2 separate regions of the Homo sapiens genome follow, and region 1 is linked to region 2. The links are chromatin contacts, found by Hi-C or POLR2A ChIA-PET in ENCODE. All regions are on one chromosome and are shown on one strand. Each heading gives the region's core, a stretch centred on a gene start or an enhancer-like site at or near the end of the contact. The rest is flanking DNA. Distances are from core to core; before and after follow the strand shown.

The links. A loop is a pair of places that touch in the nucleus more often than their neighbours do. ChIA-PET counts read pairs that join two places held with the same protein, here RNA polymerase II (POLR2A).
Region 1: a map of CD4-positive, alpha-beta T cell shows a loop between it and region 2 (2.1-fold over the local background). The contact joins the enhancer-like site here to the promoter of HCG24 in region 2. A Hi-C loop is called at or near these places in 1 of 168 maps with a recorded cell type or tissue (CD4-positive, alpha-beta T cell). POLR2A ChIA-PET finds 5 or more read pairs at or near these places in 2 of 52 experiments (B cell and naive thymus-derived CD8-positive, alpha-beta T cell).

What each region holds. Positions count from the first base shown.
Region 1 is chr6:33,372,346-33,377,331 of GRCh38, reverse strand. No RefSeq gene overlaps it. Among named protein-coding and RNA genes, the nearest start is that of KIFC1, 17 kb to the left of the region's middle. RefSeq lists an enhancer at 1,493-1,993. Within about 2 kb of position 1,956, at least 23 of the 41 ENCODE cell types and tissues checked have a DNase peak (open chromatin) inside an H3K27ac peak, as active enhancers do.
Region 2 is chr6:33,140,627-33,145,331 of GRCh38, reverse strand. HCG24 (HLA complex group 24) reads right to left here and starts at 2,008. Exons shown (of 3, transcript NR_138084.1): 1 at 1,738-2,008; 2 at 386-478. LOC105375021 (a long non-coding RNA gene) reads left to right here and starts at 1,898. Exons shown (of 5, transcript NR_190905.1): 1 at 1,898-2,108.

The DNA of each region.
Region 1 (4,986 bases), core at 707-3,206, 230 kb before region 2:
TCTTCAAAGAAACCTTTTTTTTTTTTTGAGACAGAGTTGTGTGTTTCCCTCTTGTTGCCCAGGCTGATTTGCGATGGCGAGATCTCGGCTCACTGCAGCCTCCACCTCCCAGGTTCAAATGATTCTCCTGCCTCAGCCTCCTGAGTAGCTGGGATTACAGGCGCCCATCACCACGGCTGGATAGTTTTTATTTTTATTTTTAGTAAAGATGAGATTTCACCATGTTGGCCAGGCTGGTCTCGAACTCCTGACCTCAGGTGATCCACGTGCTTCAGCCTCCCAAAGTGCTGGGACTACAGGCGTGAGCCACCACGCCCAGTCCAAAGAAAACTTCATATCTGATTTTATATTTTTTTAAAAAGGCCTTACAGGTTGGGCATGGTTGCTCATGCCTGTAATCCCAACACTTTGGGAGGCCGAGGTGGGTGAATTGCTTGAGCGCAGGAGTTAGAGACTGAAACTGCCTTTGCAAAATTATGACTGAGACAGTGAAAGAAATCTAACTTAACCGACTCCATTTTGCTTCTAACCTCCAAGCTGTCATTCATTCCTGGGCCTAAGCTGAACTAACTTTGGGAGAAACTTGGTTTATAATTTAAAACAAAGACAATAATAGCCCTTTCCCTTTGTTTTAATAGCCCTTTAAAACAAAGACAATAACAGACCTCCTTCTTGCCTGGGGACTAGATTGCCTTTGTAGGACTAACACAGATTAGAAATTATGGTTTAGGCTGGGTGCAGTGGCTCATGCCTGTAATCCCAGCACTTTGGGAGGCAGAGGCGGGCGGATCACCTGAGGTCAGGAGTTCGAGACCAGCCTGACCAATATCATGAACCCCTATCTCTACTAAAAATACAAAAAGTAGCTGGGCGTGGTGGCATGTGCCTGTAATCCCAGCTACTCAGGAGGCTGAGACAGGAGAATGGGTTGAACCCCAGAGGCAGAAATTGCAGTGAGCCGAGATTGCGCCATTGCACTCCAGCCTGGACAACAAGAGCGAAACTCTGTCTCAAGAAAAAAAAGAAAACAAAACAGAAAGAAAGAAATTACGGTTTAGGAGTCATGCAGGTGAAGGCTACAAGATTCTGACCCTCCCTAAACATCTCCTAAGATCAGTGCTTGAGACATTTTGTCGACCCTGCACTTGATGGATCAGCCGGTACCACCCAGATTGATTAACTGGCTCATCTGATCTTATGGCCCCCACCCAGGAACTGACTCAGCGCAAGAAGACAGCTTAGACTCCCTATGATTTCATCTCTGACCAATCAGCACTCCTGGCTCACTGGCTTCCCCTGACCCACCAAGTTGTCCTTAAAAACTCTGCTCCCCAGGCTGGGCGAGGTGGCTCGTGCCTCTAATCCCAGCACTTTGGGAGGCTGAGGCAGGTGGATCACCTGAGGTCAGGAGTTTAAGACCAGCCTGGCCAACTTGGTGAAATCCTGTCTCTAAAAATACAAAAATCAGCTGGGTATGGTGGCACAGGCCTGTAATCCCAGCTACTGAGGCTGAGGCAGGAGAATCACTTGAACCTGGGAGGTGGAGGTTGCAGTGAGCCAAGATTTTGCCATTGCACTCCAGCCTGGGTGACAGAGAGAGACTCCATCTCAAAAAACAGAACAAAACAACAACAACAAAAACAAACTCTGCTCCTCGAATTCTTGGGCAGACTGATTTGAGTAATAATAAAACTCCTGTCTCCCACACAGCAGGCTCTGCGTGAATTACTCTTTCTATATTGCAATTCCTCTGTCTTGAGAAATCGGCTCTGTCTAGGCAGCGGGCAAGGTAAACACATTGGGCGGTTATGAGACCAGCCTAGTTAACACGGTGAAACCCCATCTCTACAAAAAATACAAAAATTAGCCGGGTGTGATGGTGCATTCCTGTAGTCCCAGCTTCTCAGAAGGCTGAAGCGAGAGGATGGCATGAGTCCAGGAAACGGAGGTTACAGTGAGCCAAGATTGAGCAACTGTACTCCAGCATAGGCAACAGAGCCAGATCCTGTACCAAAAAAAAAAAAGCCTTACATTATTTTTTTGCACCATTTCAACCAGTGCATTGTGACGGCTCTGCCCATTAGCTAAATCTAGCTAATCAGTATAAGCATCTGCCCAGTCTGCCCATCTGGCTGGACTTCTCCAGGGAAAGTCCATACTGATACTAAAAGTCTGGCCACAGAAGCTGTTATTCTTTAAAAGTGCCAGGCCTTCACATTGAAAGCTTAGAACAATTTTCTCCCTTCTCTTTTTCTCTTTTGAAATTATGACATACTTAAGTAGAAAACTACATAGAATAGCTATAATGAACCTGTATGGGCCAAAGGAAAACTTCCCTTTCGCCCTCTGAAGGTTGGCTGGAAAATTAACTCACGAAAGATAGATGCAGGCTGGGCACGGTGGTTCACATCTGTAATCCCAGCACTTTGGGGGGCTGAGTCGGGTGGATCACCTGAGGTCAGGAGTTCAAAACCAGCCTGGAAACATGGTGAAAATATAAAAATTAGCTGGGCACAGTGGCGTGTGCTTGTAATCCCAGCTACTCGGGAAGCTGAGACAGGAGAATCACTTGAGCCCAGGAGGTGGAGGTTGCAGTGAGCTGAGATTGTGCCATTGCATTCCAGCCCTGTCGACAGAGCAAGAGTCTGTCCAAAAAACAAAACAAAACAAAACAAAAAAAAAAAAGGTGCATTGGAGAAGAGGCATATAAATGGATTAATGTGTACACAGAGAGAACCACAGAGTGATTAACCAATCCACAACAGGGTTCAGGAGCTTATTTACCATCCTGGCAAAACAGGTTATGGGATAGGGAACAGGAATTCTCTTGAGGGGCCATAGGCGATTATTAGGGAGAATGAATGGGCCCAGAGATAGAGATTGAGTTTTGAATAGTTCCCTGTGGAATGTGAATGAGCTGAGAGACAGACTCTTTTGGGAAAGGACCTGCTCAGGTGTGATTCCATTCCTGATCTTACAGGGAGGGGAAGAGAAAACAATTATTCTTTGTGGTATGTCTGGACTTGAAGCAGATAAAGGAACTTCAGAGAATAACTCATCCTGCCTGTGGGAGAGCTGGTTGAGAAGAGAGGTCAGAGAAACCTTGAAGTTTCTTCTTCAGTTCAGCATGTTGGCATATTTTGGGGTATTAATTTCTGAGCCTCAGCAAACCTCACAGACACCACTTCCTTATACAACTGTAAACACAAACTTTTTTTTTTTTTTTTTTTTTTGAGACAGAGTCCCACCCTGTCACCCAGGCTGGAGTGCATTGGCACGATCTCAACTCACAGCAACCTCTACCTCCCGGGTCAAACAATTCTTGCCTCAGTCTCCCAAGTAGCTGGGATTACAGGCCCGTGCCACCCCACCCGGCTAATTTTTGTATTTTTAGTAGAGATGGGGTTTCACCATGTTGGCCAGGCTGGTCTCAAACTCCTGACCTCAGGTGAGCCACCCGCTTCGGCCTCCCAAAGTGCTAGGATTACAGGTGTGAGCCACTGTGCCTGGCCTCTTTTTTTTTTTTTTTGGAGACTAAGTGTCGATCTGTCACCCAGGCTGGAGTGCAATGGCAGGATCTCGGCTCACTGCAACCTCCACCTCCCGGGTTCAAGCAATTCTCCTGCCTCAGCCTCTGGAGTAGCTGGGATTACAGGCGCCCACCACCATGCTTGGCTAATTTTTTTATATTTTGAATAGAAACGGGGTTTCACCATGTTGCCCAGGCTGGTCTCCAACTCTTGACCTCAAGTGATCCGCCTGCCTCAGCCTCCCAAAGTGCTGGGATTACATCTTTTTTTCTTTTTTTTTTTATGGGGGTGGAGTTGGGGGGTGTCTCACTATGTTGCCCAGGCTGGTCTCCAACACCTGGGCTCAAGTGTTCCTCCCACCTGCCTCGGCCTCCCAAAGTGCTGGGATTATAGGCATGCACCACTGTGCCTGACCTAAACTGTTTTCTTCCACCATACTCTTGTTACCTGAAAAAAAACAGGGTTTGTTTGCCTGGCAAATAACAAATGACTCTCCACAAGGCAGGTTTTAATCAACAGGAGTTTAATTACAAGTAAGGAGAGCACTGGGAGGATTCTTCAAAGCAGTGTCTCCCGGAGAGAAGTGACAGGAGGATTTTAGGGGGTGATGGGGAGGGGAGAGGGTGCCTCATTGCATGTAGAGGAGGGGTCCCAGTTTTGGAAACACAGTGAATCCTCACGCCCGCACACAGGTCACATGCTATGAGAATGAAGCCACAGCTCCTCCCAGGATGGAGATTTCAGCATGGTAATGAGGAACTTTCACTCAGGTTTATCTACAAGTTTCTGGGGTCTGCCAGGAGCCAGTTTTAACCAACTAGGTGACTGCAGTCAACACAGGGTTTAGGAAAAAAGAGGCTGCACGGCAGGAGGCTGTAAAACAAGCCAATTGCTCAGGGTGATTAAATTTCTGTAATCCCTGAAGACCCTCCCTGTCTGCTCACACAACACAAAACACTTGTGACCAGATGTATGGGACTTTTTCTCCACACACCAAACAGTTAACTATCCAGCAAATACTGAGTGGCCTATTTGATTCAATTCAGCCACTAGCTACCTGGAGATGGTATCAGATTCCACAGGGGGAGGGCTGAGTCCCAAAAGACTGCCTCCCACTTTAGATGCCAATTCCAAGACCAAGGCTGTGATCTGTGCTTCTGACAAACCTGCTATAAATCAGGGTTCCTACAACCCCCTCCTTGGCTTCATAATTTGCTAGGATTGCTAACAGAACTCAGGGAAACACGTTTATCACTTAATTATGCAGGACGTTTTAAAGATATAGATGAATAGCTGGATTTAAAAGATGCATAGGGTGAGCTTTTGGGAGGAAGAGGCTTGGCGCTTCCATGGCCCATCTGGGCACCACCCTCCCAGCACCTCCAAGTGTCAGTACCCTGCCAACCCATCAATTCTTTTTTTTTTTCTTTTGAGAGGCAGTTGCACTCTGTTGCCT
Region 2 (4,705 bases), core at 759-3,258:
AAAGAGAACGATAATGTATTATGCGGCTGGGCATGGTGGCTCACTTCTGCAATCCCAGCATTTTGGGAGGCTGAGGTGGGTGGATTACTTGAGCTCAGGAGTCCAAGACCAGCCTGGCCAACATGGTAAAACCTCATCTCTACCAAAAACAAAAAATTAGCTCTCAGGTACTCTAGAGACTGAGATGGGAGGATCGCCTGAACCCTGGAGGCAGAGGTTGTAGTAAGCTGAGATCATGCCATTGCATTTCAGCCTGGGTGATAGAGTGAGACTCCATCTCTAAATAAATAAAATAAAATAATATATTATGCTATTATACCTATTATTTAAAATTGGGATCTTATGTTGATTTCTACATTTGGGAAGCATATTCCTAAGAACTGACCTTTATCAGTCCTGTATTGTGTTCAGTGGCAAAGCCAGGCTTGGTGTCTGTTCCATCTGGGAACGCCAGGAGTAATGGTCCCACTCCTTGCTGCTGAGGGTACAGCATGAATTTGGGCAGCACCATGAAATAAAGCAAATGTAAGAAGATCCTCTATCAGTTGCACTCCTATTTAATAAGAAGACTTGATCATCATCAAGAAGTTAATTTCTCCATGCCTGGGTAAAACCACACTGACTCATCCTGAGGCTCTTCATTGGACCCAGTGATCACCAAATCCTTCAAGCATAAAATGGCCATGTGATTATCTCCTTCCTCTCAGGATGAAAGGCAGACAATAACATGTGATTTATGTTCCTCAGGAAAGGACATGCTATAAACTAGAGAACTTGGGAAAGAGGAAGTACATGAATTAACATGCAGGCACATGGTGGCATGTGCCTGTGGTGCCAGCTACTGGGCAGGCTGAGTGGCAGCATTGTTTGAGCCCAGGAGGTGCAGGCTATGGTGAACTGAGATCGTACTACTGCACTCCAGCCTGGTTAACAGAATGAGACCCTGTCTGTCTTTCTCTCTCTCTCTCTCTCTCTCACACACACACACACACACACACACACACACACACACAGAAAATAAAGGAGAAAAAGAAATTGTTCTTAAACATAAAATTTAAAGTGGGGTTCTTTGTATCACCACATTCTTTTTTTTTTTTTTTTTTTGAGACGGAGTTTTGCTCTTGTTGCCCAGGCTGGACTGCAATGGTGTGATCTCGGCTCACTGCAACCTCCACCTCCTGGGTTCAAGTAATTCTCCTGCCTCAGCCCCTCGAGTATCTGGGATTACAGGCACGTGCCACCATGCCCAGCTAATTTTTGTATTTTTAGTAGAGATGGGGTTTCACCATGTTGGCCAGGCTGGTCTCTAACTACTGACCTCAGATGATCCACCCGCCTCAGCCTCCCAAAGTGCTGGGATTACAGGCATGAGCCACCATGCCCAGCTGACTCTTTTAAATTTCATTCAGCTGTGCGCCCAGCCTCACCACATTTTTATATGAAGAAGAAATAAAATAATAATTACTAATTAAATAATTAAATATTATTTCCTTCTCCTTATATGTTTGAAAACATCAAAGATTTTCTCCAAAATTATCATAGCTATAAAAGAGTCAATATAATATCAAATGGTAACAAATTAATTCCTTTATGATGCAAAGAATCAATGTAAAATTGTGAAGAAATATCATCCATTCACAGAAGTAACTACAAATAAAAAATCCCAACTTGCGTAATGTATTTCCTCATTAAGAAGAAGGCGATTATGATGTCCTAATTTTCGTTTTCTTCACTTACCCCTACACTCTGCAGTAGTCAGGGGCTTCCTGGGCCATGCTGGTGCCTGACAATTCTCCCACTTCCTCCCAGCAGCTCTAGCATCTTCCTTCCCCAGCCACAGAGGCGTCCCTTCTGATGTATTCTGGTTGGTTGAGCCCCATCAGGCTGTTTCATCTCCAGCCTTTCTCCCTGGACAGGGGTAGGGAAAGGAGTGCTGGATTCGGAGCTCCTCCGTCCCTGCGCCGCCTCATTTTCTCCTTGGGGTCTGGCGCACAGTGGCCATTGCAATACACCCTAAAGACTGAAGGAGCCAGCGCAGAGCCAGGATCCTCCTGTGAGCCATGGCCCTGGCTGCCCTGCTTAGCCTCTCGGAACCTGGGCCATCAGGGGTGAGTGCGCAGGTGGGCGAGGGAGGGTGGGGGCTCTGGGCGCTTCTGGAGCCCACAGATGCTGTTTTCTTTCCTGTTCTGTTTTCTCTGTTCTTTACTGTTTTGCCTGAGGCTCTCTTTTGCTTTCTCTCATTCTAACAATAATAACCACCATTTACTGAACACCCCCTAAGTGCCAAACCTCATGTCCTTCCTCACAACACCATTTTCAGAAAGGCTTTTATTAACACAATTTTAGAAATGAAAAGACTGAGACTCAAAGAGATTCATAAATGTCTCCTTTCCCCCACGTCCTCTCGCTGAAGAGAGAAGAGCCAGGGCTTGGCAACCTCCTCTGGAGATTCTCTCGTAGATTGTAGAGGTCAGCTTCCTCAAATAGGAGTCTGCAATGTGGGTTTTTTTCCTTCCTTCCTTCCTTCCTTTTCTCCCTCCCCCTCCTCCTCTTCTTCTTCTTTTTCTTCTTCTTCTTTTCTCTCTCTCTCTCCTCTCTCTCTCTCGACAGGGTCCTGCTCTGTTGCCCAGGCTGGAGTGCAATCACGTGATCACAGTTCACTGCAACCTTGAACTCCCAGGCTCAAGGGATCCTCACACCTCAGCCTCCTGGGTAACTGGGACTACAGGTGTCTGTCACTACACCTGGATAATTATATATATATATATATATATATATATATATTTTTCCCCTTAGAGATGGAGTCTCACTGTATTTCCTAGGCTGGTCTCAAACTCCTGGCCTCAAGTGATCCTCCTGTTCAGCCTCTCACAGCACTAAGATTACAGGTGTGGGGCACCACACCCAGCCCGTTAGTGACTCTCTCTCATTTCATTCAGTCTTCAACCCACTGCATTCTCCCTTTTTCTTCCCCATGTCTCTGATGCTGCTCTCAGGGTGACCTTTATACAACCCAAACCAGTGATCACTTCTCTGTCTCTATCTCTTGTGTGTCATGAGTGTGTTTGTGATGCGTCCGCTCCTCTTTCCTGGATGTTTTCTCCTGTCTGTTGTCTTTTATGAACCCACTTCCTCTTTGTTTTCCTCCTACTTTCTAGTCTTCTCCTTTTCAGCCTCTTTTTTCATGTCTGTGTTTGTCTGGATGCAGGAGCACACACTCAGACCCTTGCTATTCTGACTTTATGTACTTTTCTTGAGTGACCTGATCCAAATTTAGAACTTCACTTATAATGAGCTTCCTTCCAGTCTGTGTCACTAACCTAGTGTACCCTGGGACCCAACCATTTAGCTCACTATCCTCAGATTAACTCCATTTGTTCCCACAGAAATTCAAACTAAGCATGTTCCAAACAGAACATCTTACCTTCTCTCGATTATTTCATTTTTCATTACCTTTGCAGTCACTGATGCCCCAGTTCTCCACGTTGGGTATTCTGGACTCCTTCATATCCCTACTTCTGGCACATGATTTAGTGATTCCTGTGGCTTTTCGTTTCATTATTGCCATTCAAACCCATCCGCTGTCCGCCTCACCCCATGTTCCTGCCCCTGCCTACACCCTCATGACTTCCCATCTGATGGCTGAAGAGTCCTATTGGTCTTGCTTTCAAACCAGCCTCCTCCAACCCATCCTCCCTACTGCTGCCCCCTCCAAACACAAATCTCATCATGTTACTGTCCTGCTTAAGATGCTTCACAACTTCCTATGTCCTGTGGGATAAAATGCAAACACCTGCCATCAGCACACAAGGCAGGTTACAGTGCCGCCCGGCGCACATCTCCCCTGGCTTCAGTCACACTGAAGAACTGCAGTTCTCCTTGCAACTTCATGCCTCTCTGCTCCTGAGCCTGCTTCTCCTGCTGGACATGTCATTTCCCCTTTCTCTGTTTTGCTAACCTCAGGTAAACACTATCCCTAGGAACCTTTCCTAAATCTCATTTTTCAAAAATGCCCTCTTTATGCTCCTGAGTGGCTCCAGTGTATATCTTATGGTACTCAGTGGTGATCAAAATAACCTATGGAAATAAAAGATTAAAAAACACAAAATAAAATACACATGTAGCAATCTTCTTTTCTTTGTCTCTTTGGATTTTGGATTTCAAGCAGCTTGAGGACAAGGCCCAGGTCTTCTGAGTTACATCCTTAGTGCCTAAAGAGTGAAAATTCACAATGAGTGTTTATTTAACAGAATGAAAATTAACATTTGAAGGTGGAATTTGCTTTAAAATGCACGGACCTTTAGTTTTAGGCTTTGTGAATATAATAAAAACAAAGTAACCTAAGGTGAACAAACGACATCTCTGTAGCACAGCTTGTATATCATGTTTTTCATCTGTTTTTTCTTTGGGCTTCGTTTCTGTAGGTGAGTAATTCTCTAGCCCATAAACTCAGTGGAGGACCCTCAACATCCGTGTGTGACACTGAACTTGCCGTCACTTGACGCATCCAAGGAGAGGACTGGTTTTCCCCGTGTTGGGCTTGGAGGGGAAATCCTTGCTTAGGACCAACAACCATGCAGTGTCATTTCGCCTCACTTCCTCTTCCAGGCTGGACTCCATGCTCTCTCATCTTTATTCTTTTACTGTAATAGTAATAGACTTTTTTGTTGTCAACCTTTTGCTGCGTCTTATACATCAGGTAAAG